Linked DNA regions of Homo sapiens: region 1 is linked to region 2. A link is an interaction called in ENCODE POLR2A ChIA-PET data of the cell type or tissue named here. Cell type or tissue: MCF 10A. All regions are shown on one strand.

Region 1 (5,000 bases), 110 kb after region 2:
TCTGAATTTCCACCTATTTTACTTTTCTTACCTATCTCTCAGGATGTCCAAGTCCTGGTACATTTAAGTAGTCGGTCTATGTATTTAGAGAAGGACTAGGAAAAATCAAAATATAGAATTCAGCCTAAGAAATGCCAGCTGTAAAAGACATATCTCACAAATCTGCTTTTTAATCTCAGGGACCAAAAGAAATAAGAGGGAAACACCTCAGTTTATTATATTTCATTTTTTAAGTCTTAAGTCTTAAGCCTTTTCTTAAGACTTACAATAATGATAGGGTATAGGTTACAAAAATGTAAAAGTATGATTTCTGGTCAGAGAAGCTTAAAATTCTGAGAAACCCTGCTATACACCATGAGTAATGTTAATAACATTTTTGTAATATTTTACAGTTTACGGTCTCTTTCCACACACACCATATCATTTTATCCTTACAATGACGCTGTGAAATGGGTTGTCCCAACAGCCCAGTTTGTCATCATCACCTCAGGGTGCTTTACTTTCGCAAGATGGAAAAATCTGTGACCTGAAACCATCTTGACCGCAGATGTAAAAATGTGTCTTCTGATTCCTACTTCCTAACTTTAAACGATCTAATCTAGTATTAAGCTAGGTAACTTTTCCTAAGTGCCCTGGAAATGTGTCCTTTTCAGGCTAAGAGTCATCTAGCAACATTCTGGCTCATTTTATATTAGTTGTTAATGGGACAAGCTCAATTCAGGACTTACAAAGTCCACAGCAAATCTGTTTATCTCCTTACCACCCTGTACCTTGGCCAATACACTGTGACAATTCAATAAATGCTGTACTATTTGAGGATGAGTTAGAAACACTGATATAGGACAAAGTGTTGTACCCTTCAAGGCTCCTTGGTCTGTTCACATTGATATTAATAGATGGTTCTCAGCTTCAGTCACAGAACTGAATAATTCAGGTCATACTAAACTACTGCACTTTTTTAAAAACTATAAAATATTCTGGGAAATTTTTTAGGTAAGTGACATATGCAAGTTATAGAAAAAGTTTAAAAGTCCACAGAAAATGAAGTTGTCTGAACTACAATTGTGTAGAAATAATCAGATCCTCAATATAAGAAATAAACTTGTTCTTAAGCTGTTTCATCTGGATTTGCATCTAGAGTGAATGTTTTATAATTAACAACATATGGCAGATAAGTAGAAAATACTACTGGTTTTTAAATATTTATTCTCTTTTGAGATTGGTAGACTAATAATTGTATCTGTAGACCAAAGTCAAAAAACCAATCAGTTTTATCTGTTGGGATTTTTGTTTCATTTTTTTGTTTTGTTTGAGATGGGGTTTCACTTTATCGCCCAGGCTGGAGTGCAGTGGTGCAATCATAGCTCACTGCAGCCTTGACCTCCTGGGCTCAGGTGATCCTCCCACCTCAGCCTCCCAAGTAGCTGGGACTACAGATGCACATTACCATACCTGGCTAATTTATATATATATACACACACACATTTTGTAGAGTCGGAGTTTCATCATGTTGCCCAGGCAGGTCTCAAACTCCTGGGCTCAAGCAATCTGCCCACCTCAGCCTCCCAAAGTGCTGAGATTACAGGCATGAGCCACTGCACCTAGCCTAGTTCTAACTGTTTTTTAATTAACATATCACACGATTGGGTAGTATTTAATCAGTATTATGTGGCTGTGTAGTATTGGAAAGTAGCTATTTGAGAGTACAATGAACACTAATGGCATTTTATAAATTGGGCTTCCTGTTATCCATAAAGATGATGGCTAACCTCGTAGCACAGCAGCATGAGCTACATACTGTACATTTGTTAATGATTCTGTATCAGACAGTACAAGAAGTAAAACGGCAGAGACATTAGATTGTACTTTACGGCCACCAGAATTCTTTGGAAGTGTGTCCTGGAACCCCTTTCTGGCAGCCTTACCTTACTGGCATTTAGATGGAAAATGAAGAGAACCTAGAAACCCTGCACGTTTGCTAAAGATAACTGAAGATGTCCACTTTATAGGTCCTTATTTATTCTTTTGGTTCTGGTTTGTTTTTTGACCCAAATAAATATCAAAATGAATTTATTAAACATTTTTGGGGGCATATTGCCAAATCGGATGCTACTATATATAAAGAAACTGTGTGGAGTATGGTAACACCATCTGGCACGATGAATAAATTTTGGGATGCTTGTGGAAATTTCAAAGAAAAATGTAGGAAATTTTGTGCATAATTTTCTTAAACTTATTTGTATGAGATCTAGGATTATACAGGTTTCCAATAGACATTTGGATGAATTTTGTTAATACTTAGATAATCCTTTAAGAAAAAAATAATGCCTGGCTTTTAACTTTTAAAAATTCATTGTTTTGGGGCCAGGCGCGGTGGCTCATGCCTGTAATTCCAGCATTTTGGGAGGCCGAGGTGGGTGGATCACAAGGTCAGAAGTTCAAGACCAGCCTGGCCAAGGTGGTGAAACCCTGTCTCTACTAAAATACAAAAAATAGCTGGGCGTGGTTGTGGGCGCCTGTATTCCCAGCTACTCAGGAGGCTGAAGCAAGAGAATCACTTGAACCTGGGCAGCAGAGGTTGCAGTGAGCCGAGATCACACCACTGTACTCCAGCCTGGGCGACAGAGTGAGACTCCGTGAAAAAAAAAAAAAAAATCCATTCTTTTGTACAATAGGGGCTTCTAACAGTAGTTATTTAAAATATGCTGTGTAAAATATTTTTAAAGGATTTGTGAACATCGTAATGCAAGCATACCTCAGAGCTATTGAGGGTTTGGTTTCAGACCACTGCAGTAAAGCAAATATTGCAATAAAGTGAGTCACACGAGTTTTTTGGTTTCCCAGCGCATAGAAGTTATGATGACACTATACTATAGTCTATTAAGTGTACAATAGAATTGTGCTCATAAAAAAGTATACACATTAATTTTAAAATACTTTTTCTTTTTTTTAAAAAAAACCGTTTTTTTTTTTCCTTCAGACGGAGTCTCACTCTGTCAACCAGGCTAGAGTGCAATGGTGCGACCTTGGCTCACTGCAACCTCTGCCTCCCAGGTTCAAGAGATTCTCCTGCCTTAGCCTCCTGAGTAGCTGGGACTACATGCATGTGCCACCATGCCCAGCTAATTTTTGCATTTTTTAGTAGAGACAGGATTTCGCCATGTTGGCCAGGCTGGTCTCGAACTCCTGACCTCAGATGATCCACCCGCTTGGACCTACCAAAGTGCTAGGATTACAGGCGTGAGCCACCGTGCCCAGCCCTTTTTTTTTTTTAGAGAGATGGGCTTTCGCTCTATTACCTGGGCTGGAGTGCAGTGGCATGGTCATAGCCCACTGTAGCCTTAAACTCCTGGGCTCAAGCAATCCTCCCATTTCAGCCTCCAGACTGGCTTGGATTACAGGAGTGACCCACCATGCCCAGCACAAAAAAAATACTTTGGTGCTGAAAAATACTAATGAGCACCTGAGTCTTTAGCAAGTCATAATCTTTTTTGCTGCTGGACAGTCTTGCCTTGACGTTGATGGCTGCTTACTGATCAAAGTAGTGGTTGCTGAAGGTTGAGGTGGCTGTGGCAATTTCTTAAAAGAAGACAACAATGAAATGTGTGACTCAATAGGCTTCTTTTGATGAAAGATTTCTCTGTAGCATGCGATGCTGTTTGACAGCATTTTACCCAAAGTGAAACTTCTTTCGAAATTGAAGTCAATGCCCTCAAGCCCTGTTGCTGCTTTATTAACTAAGTGGATGTAATATTCTAAATCCTTTGTTGTCATTTCAACAATGTTCACAGCATCTTCACTAACAATAGTTTGCATCTCAAGAAGACACTTTCTTTGCTCCTCCAGAGGAAGCAACTCTTTATCCATTCAAGTTTGATCGTGAGATTGCAGCAATTCAGTCCTATCTTCAGAGTTCACATCTCATTCTAGTTCTCCATATTTCCACTACACCTGAAATTATTTCCTCTACTGAAGTCTTGAACCCCTCAAAGTCATCCATGAGGGTTGGAATCAACTTCTTCCAAACTCCTGTTCATGTTGATGTTTTCACCTCCTCCCATGAGTCATGAATGTTCATAATGCCATCTAGAATGATGAAGCTTTTCTGGAAGGATTTCAATGTACTTACTTTGTCCAGATTTATCAGAAGAATCACTGTCTATAGCACCTGTAGCCGTACAAAGTGTATTCTTTAAATAATAAGACTAAAAAGTCAAAATTACTTTTTGATCCGTGGGCTGCAAAATGCATGTTGTGTTAGGCATGCAAACAACACTCATCTCTGCACATCTCCATCAGCACTCTTGGGTGACCAGGTGCATTGTCAATGAGCAGTAATATTTTGAAAAAAAGTATTTTTTTGAGCAGTAGGTCTCAACAGTGGGTTTAAAATATTCGGTAATCCATGCCATAAACAGATGTGCTGTCTGTCATCCAGGCTTTGTTTTTCCATTAACAGAGTCCAAGCCGAGTAAATATAGCATAATTCTCTCTCTCTCTCTCTCTCTCTCTCTCTCTCCCCGAGACAGTCTCACTCTGGTGTAATCACAACTCACTGCAGCCTCAACGTCCTGGGCTCAAGTGATCCTCTTACCTCAGCCTCCCAAGTAGCTGGGACTACGGGTGCATGCCAGCCCCCATGCCTGGCTAATTTTTGTTTTTGTTTTTTTTGTAGAGGCAGGGTTTCAACATGTTACCCAGGCTGGTCTCAAACTCCTGGGCTCACCACCAACCTCAGCCTCCCAAAGTGTTAGAATTACAGGCATGAGCCAATGCACCCAACCCTAGCAAAATTTTTAAGGCCCTAGGATTTTCAGAATGGTGACTAAGCACTGGCATCAACCTAAGTCACCAGCTGCTTTAGCCCCTAACAAGAGTGTCAGCCTGTTCTTTGAGGCTTTGAAGCCAGGCATTGACTTCACCTTTCTTGCCGTGAAAGTCTTAGATGGCATCTTCTTCCAAGAGAAGGCTGTTTCATCTATACAAAAAATCTGTTGTTT
Region 2 (5,000 bases):
CTGAGAAAGGCATTTTCCTGAAAGAAATGTACCAACAGTAGTACAATAAACATAGCAAATGCTGGCCGGGCACGGTGGCTCACAGCTGTAATCCCAGCACTTTGGGAGGCTGAGGCAGGCGGATCACCTGAGGTCAGGAGTTCGAGACCAGCCTGGCCAACGTGGTGAAACCCCATCTCTACTAAAAACACAAAAATTAGCCGGGCATTGTGGCGCATGCCTGTAATCCCAGCTACTTGGTAGGCTGAGGCAGGAGAATCGCTTGAACCCGGAAGGCGGAGGTTGCAGTGAGCCGAGATTGTGCCATTACACTCCAGCCTGGGTGACAGAGTGAGACTCTGTATTAAAAAAAAAAAAAAGCAAATTTCGAGAAACAAATTGTTAATGTGATCAAACAAAAAGAACAACTAGAGGCTAAAGACGAAAGAATCCTGGTGCTGCCAGAAAAGAGGGAAAGAGGGTGAGCAGACAGGTAAAGACTCATGTCTCTCTGGAAGCACATTCCATGCCAGAAAAAGGCAAAGGAAAATGGAAAGATGAAAGTGAGAGAGAAAAGAAACCTTTGCCAATGAGGATTTTTTCTAACTCTCAGGTATTATGATTCTAACCCTTTTGCTGAAATTGAATACATAAATAAAATTAAAAAGTAGGAATATGGGCGGAGGCGCAGTGGCTCACGCCTGTAATCCCAGCACTTTGGGAGGCTGAGGTGGGCGGATCACCTGAGGTCAGGAGTTTGAAACCAGCCTGGCCAACATGGTGAAACCTCATCTCTACTAAAAATACAAAAATTAGCCGGGCGTGGTGGCGGACACCTGTAATCCCAGCTATTCGGGAGGCTGAGGCAGGAGAATCGCTTGAACCCAGGAGGCAGAGGTTGAAGTGAGCCAAGATCGTGCCACTGCGCTCCAGCCTGGGTGACAAGAGCGAGACTCAGTCTCAAAAAACAAAACAAAAAAAAAGAGAAATACAAATACAGATATAAACATGACTCTAAGATTTTAATGGCAAGCCTTCTCTCACCTCAAAATCCTTTTGGAATACATAGAATACTTAAAGTTTCTTATACTAACTTAAAACTGGGGACTGAGAGGGAGAGAGAGAAAAAAACAATGCAAAACAAAACACACACACATGCCCCACAAACAGCAGTGATGTGTTTATATATCTTGTGTTTCTGAGCAGGGAATTTTTCTTCAGAAAAGGTTTCTGGAAGAATCAAATTTCTAAAATTCTAATTCCTCTTTCTCAAGATTTCCAAAGCTATTTTTCCTCAGTTGTCAAAATTTGCTTGTACTAATTTGTAATGGCACTTTGAAATAAAGGCAAATATGACTTGAAACATGTGACTAATATAAACAACAAAAATCCTTTGCAATTATTCAACACCCTGATTTTTTTTTTTTTTTTTAAGACAGAGTCTCACCCTGTCGCCCAGGCTGGAGTGCAGTGGCACGATCTCGGCTCACTGCAACCTCTGCCTTACCGGGTTCAAGCAATTCTCCTGCCTCAGCCTCCCAAGTAGCTGGGATTACAGGCACCACACCTGGCTAATCGTTGTAGTTGTAGTAGAGACAGTGTTTTGCCATGTTGGCCAGGCTGGTCTCAAACTCCTGACCTCAAGTGATCCGCTTGCCATGGCCTCCCAAAGTGCTGGAGTTACAGGCGTCACCCACCATCCTGACTTTTTAAAAATATGAAGCAACAGAAAGGTCACTAATTATTTGGGGCTGCAACTGTTTTTTTGCCATCCAATGAGGTTATCGAAAAATGAGTTCTTCCAAGTCTAATATTCTTATATTTTATATATATACCAGGGCTCAGCAAATTACAGCCTGTGGTCCAGCTAAGAATGACTTTTCCAAATTTAAATGCTTGTAAAAAAACAAAAAATAAACAACGGCATCCTCTGTGGCCCATGTAGCCTAAAATATTTAGTATCCGGCCTTTTACAAAAAAGTTTGCTGACCTTGGCCCTATACTAACTTTGCATTACCCCTGAACCTAATAGAAGGGTCTGGTGCCATTTTCCAGATTGAGAAAAATGAAACCCAGAAAAGCTGGGTGATTTTCTGAAGCCATACGGTCATCAACGGAGCTGAAAATAAAACTCAAGTCACCCGAATCTCAGCCTTGATTTAAGGAGGAGAAAGAGGAAGAAGAGAAGGAAATATAAAAAACTGGGCTAAGAGCTTTTTACCTGCTCTTGCGATTCCCATCGAGGCAGACTGAATACAAGGAACTTGCTCCCAATACCCAGGCCTCCTCTAATGAAAATAATCAATTCGCCTGTGCCGCAGGCCCTTGGGCTCATCAAGTGGGCCAAAAATATCAAATGATGGGGCCAAGACTGACAAATCAGATTGGATTAGTTGACACTGTGTTCTCTCCAGGGCTGGGCATATTAGTTTGCCAGGGGCATTGCGATTCTGCAGGAAGTTTATACTGTGGGTGGATGTTCTCTGTCACTTTTTCAATATTTTAGTCCTCTGGGGAAAGAACCAAGCTTATTACAAAAATTCTTCCCCTGGAAGACCAAAGGTCTTCCAAAGGTCACCTAGTATTCATTTTTTTATATGAACAACCAGCTTCGGTTTAGTATGATAATTATTCATTTATAATTTTACATGAGGAATCAGTTCACTGGTTACTATCGCAATCACTATTCATTGATTCAGAAATATTTATTAAGCACCTATTTGGGCAAGAGACTGCGTGAGACCATTTACATAAAATAGCTTCCTTAATTTTTACAACTCTCAGAGGTGTTATTACCTCTATTGAAATAGAATAGGGTATGAATTGAAATCAAGGTATAATACCTCATTAATACCTCTTTCAACAATTAATATTGAAAGTGACTAAATAATTTAAGAACACTCAGGCCGGGCGCAGTGGCTCACGCCTGTAATCCCAACACTTCGGGAGGCTGAGGCAGGTGGATCACGACATCAGGAGTTCGAGACCAGCCTGGCCAACATAGTGAAACCCCGTCTCTACTAAAAATACAAACTTAGCTGGGCATGGTGGCGGGTGCCTGTAGTCCCAGCTACTTGGGAGGCTGAGGCAGGAGAATCGCTTGGACCCAAGAGGCGGAGGTTGTGGTGAGCCAAGATCATACCACTGCACTCCAGCCTGGGCAACACAGTGAGACTCTGTCTCAAAAAAAAAAAAAAAAAACAAAAAAAAAACACTTAGAAAGACAATGAGATTAGAACCCAGAGCTGCACCATTATGGCTTCTCATGCACAGTATGCTGTAAAGGATACTACCTCTCATTTCACTAGCCATAAACTGTTTGCTCACAGCCTCTACCAGTCTGATGTGTGGCTAAGAGTACATAATTGAGAGTCAGAGATTCCTGAGCTTATATGCCAGTTCTTCCACCGAGAAGCTGTGTGATAATACTAACTTGGAGTTACCTTTCATTGAGCAATTGCAATGCACCAGGCACTACACTAGACACTCATATGGATTATGACATCTAATCCTCATGACAGCAACATCACTGTTATTCCTGAGTTTTGTTTGTTTGTTTTTTGAGATGGAGTCTCACTCTGTCATCTAGGCTGGAGTGCAATGGCACGATCTCGGCTCATTGCAACCTCTCCCTCCTGGGTTCAAGCGCTTCTCCTGTCTCAGCCTCCCAAGAAGCTGGGATTACAGGTGCCCGCCACCACGCCCAGCTAATTTTTTGTATTTTTAGAAAAGGAAACTAAGGCTTAGCGCAGTTAGGTATTTTGCCTAAGATATTCAACTAGTGAAGTTTAGATCCCAAATATAAACCTAAGTGTTCTGGCTCCAGACCCTGAACTCTTACCCATGAAGCTATGCTCAACAGCTTGGAGCAATGCACCTGACCGTTGCATCGTTCTGTTTGTTCACATGTCAAGTGAGAGTAACAAACACTGCCTCTGAGTTTCTTGTGGTGGTTAAATGAAATAATATGAACTAGCATCGAACTGATTTAGAATTGGTCACTATCAATCAAGGGAAGGGACAGCTCACACTGGCATCGGTAGCTCAAAGAAAGAGCTCAAACAGAGGGGCCACACACGTTGAACTCGGGAGAATGGAGCTTTGTCAAGGCCTATTTATTTTTGTGAAGCGCAGCAGAAGGAGGCAGGGTATGAATGGGAAGAAATCACCAAGCCAGCCTTCAAAAATTGCCAAGAAAAACACAAAATGTGGGAGCTACTTCTTTAGGAGTACAAATTTAAGCCTTGGCATTAAAGTAATAACAACGAGACTCTTTGAGCTACAGCGGTATACTCTACAATAATGAAGTGATACTTTTTGCTTCACACAGTGAAACAGATAAGTATATTCACAGTATACCTTATTAATACCATACGAGGGAAAATATAAACTGCTTTTATCCTTGTTTATACCAAGAAAGGGTTTATGGTAGCCTTCCGAAATTCATAAAATTTATAAAATTAACATATAATTTATGCTATAATGTAAACTAATATAAAAGGTAAAGAATAAAAATTGTAAGGGGAAGGGATGTAAGACTCCTGGCAGGTTGATGTAAGAATAAATCCCAAAGGAAATAGCAAAAATAAAAGCAGAAAGCAATAAAATTGAAAATAGGAAAATAAAACAAAGCTGGTTCTTCAGAAGAAAAAAAATCAATAAAGTTGATAAACCTCAAGCAAAATTGACAAATTTAACAAAAGAAGACACAAATTATCAGTATCAGGGAAAAAAAAAAAGGATGTCACAACAGATTGTGCAGCCATTTAAAGGATAGGCAGGAAACACTATGAACAATTTTACTCTCATAAATGTGACAACTTGGAAGAAATGGACCAACTCCTCAAAACCACATACTACCAAAACTCAGCCATGATGAAACAGATAATCTGAATAGTCCTATAACTACTAAAGAAATTGAGATTGTGATTAAAAAGTCCCAGAAAAAAAAAATCCAGGCTCATTTTCTTTCATTGGAGAATTTTAGCAAACATCCAAATAATTAGCACCAATATTATACA

The links. Peaks named below come from ENCODE experiments on the same cell type or tissue, not always from the same donor. Only the 100,000 strongest peaks of a DNase experiment are listed, where the experiment ranks them.
Region 1: POLR2A ChIA-PET joins it to region 2 with 5 read pairs; 11 of 35 experiments call an interaction of 5 or more read pairs at or near these places.

The regions. Positions count from the first base shown.
Region 1 is chr17:69,400,056-69,405,055 of GRCh38, reverse strand. No RefSeq gene overlaps it. Among named protein-coding and RNA genes, the nearest start is that of MAP2K6, 12 kb to the left of the region's middle. In MCF 10A, no CTCF peak of the experiment used is centred here; DNase peaks (open chromatin) are centred at 475 and 2,805.
Region 2 is chr17:69,510,520-69,515,519 of GRCh38, reverse strand. The region is part of intron 2 of MAP2K6 (mitogen-activated protein kinase kinase 6); the gene reads right to left. Among named protein-coding and RNA genes, the nearest start is that of MAP2K6-AS1, 27 kb to the right of the region's middle. In MCF 10A, no CTCF peak of the experiment used is centred here; no DNase peak of the experiment used is centred here.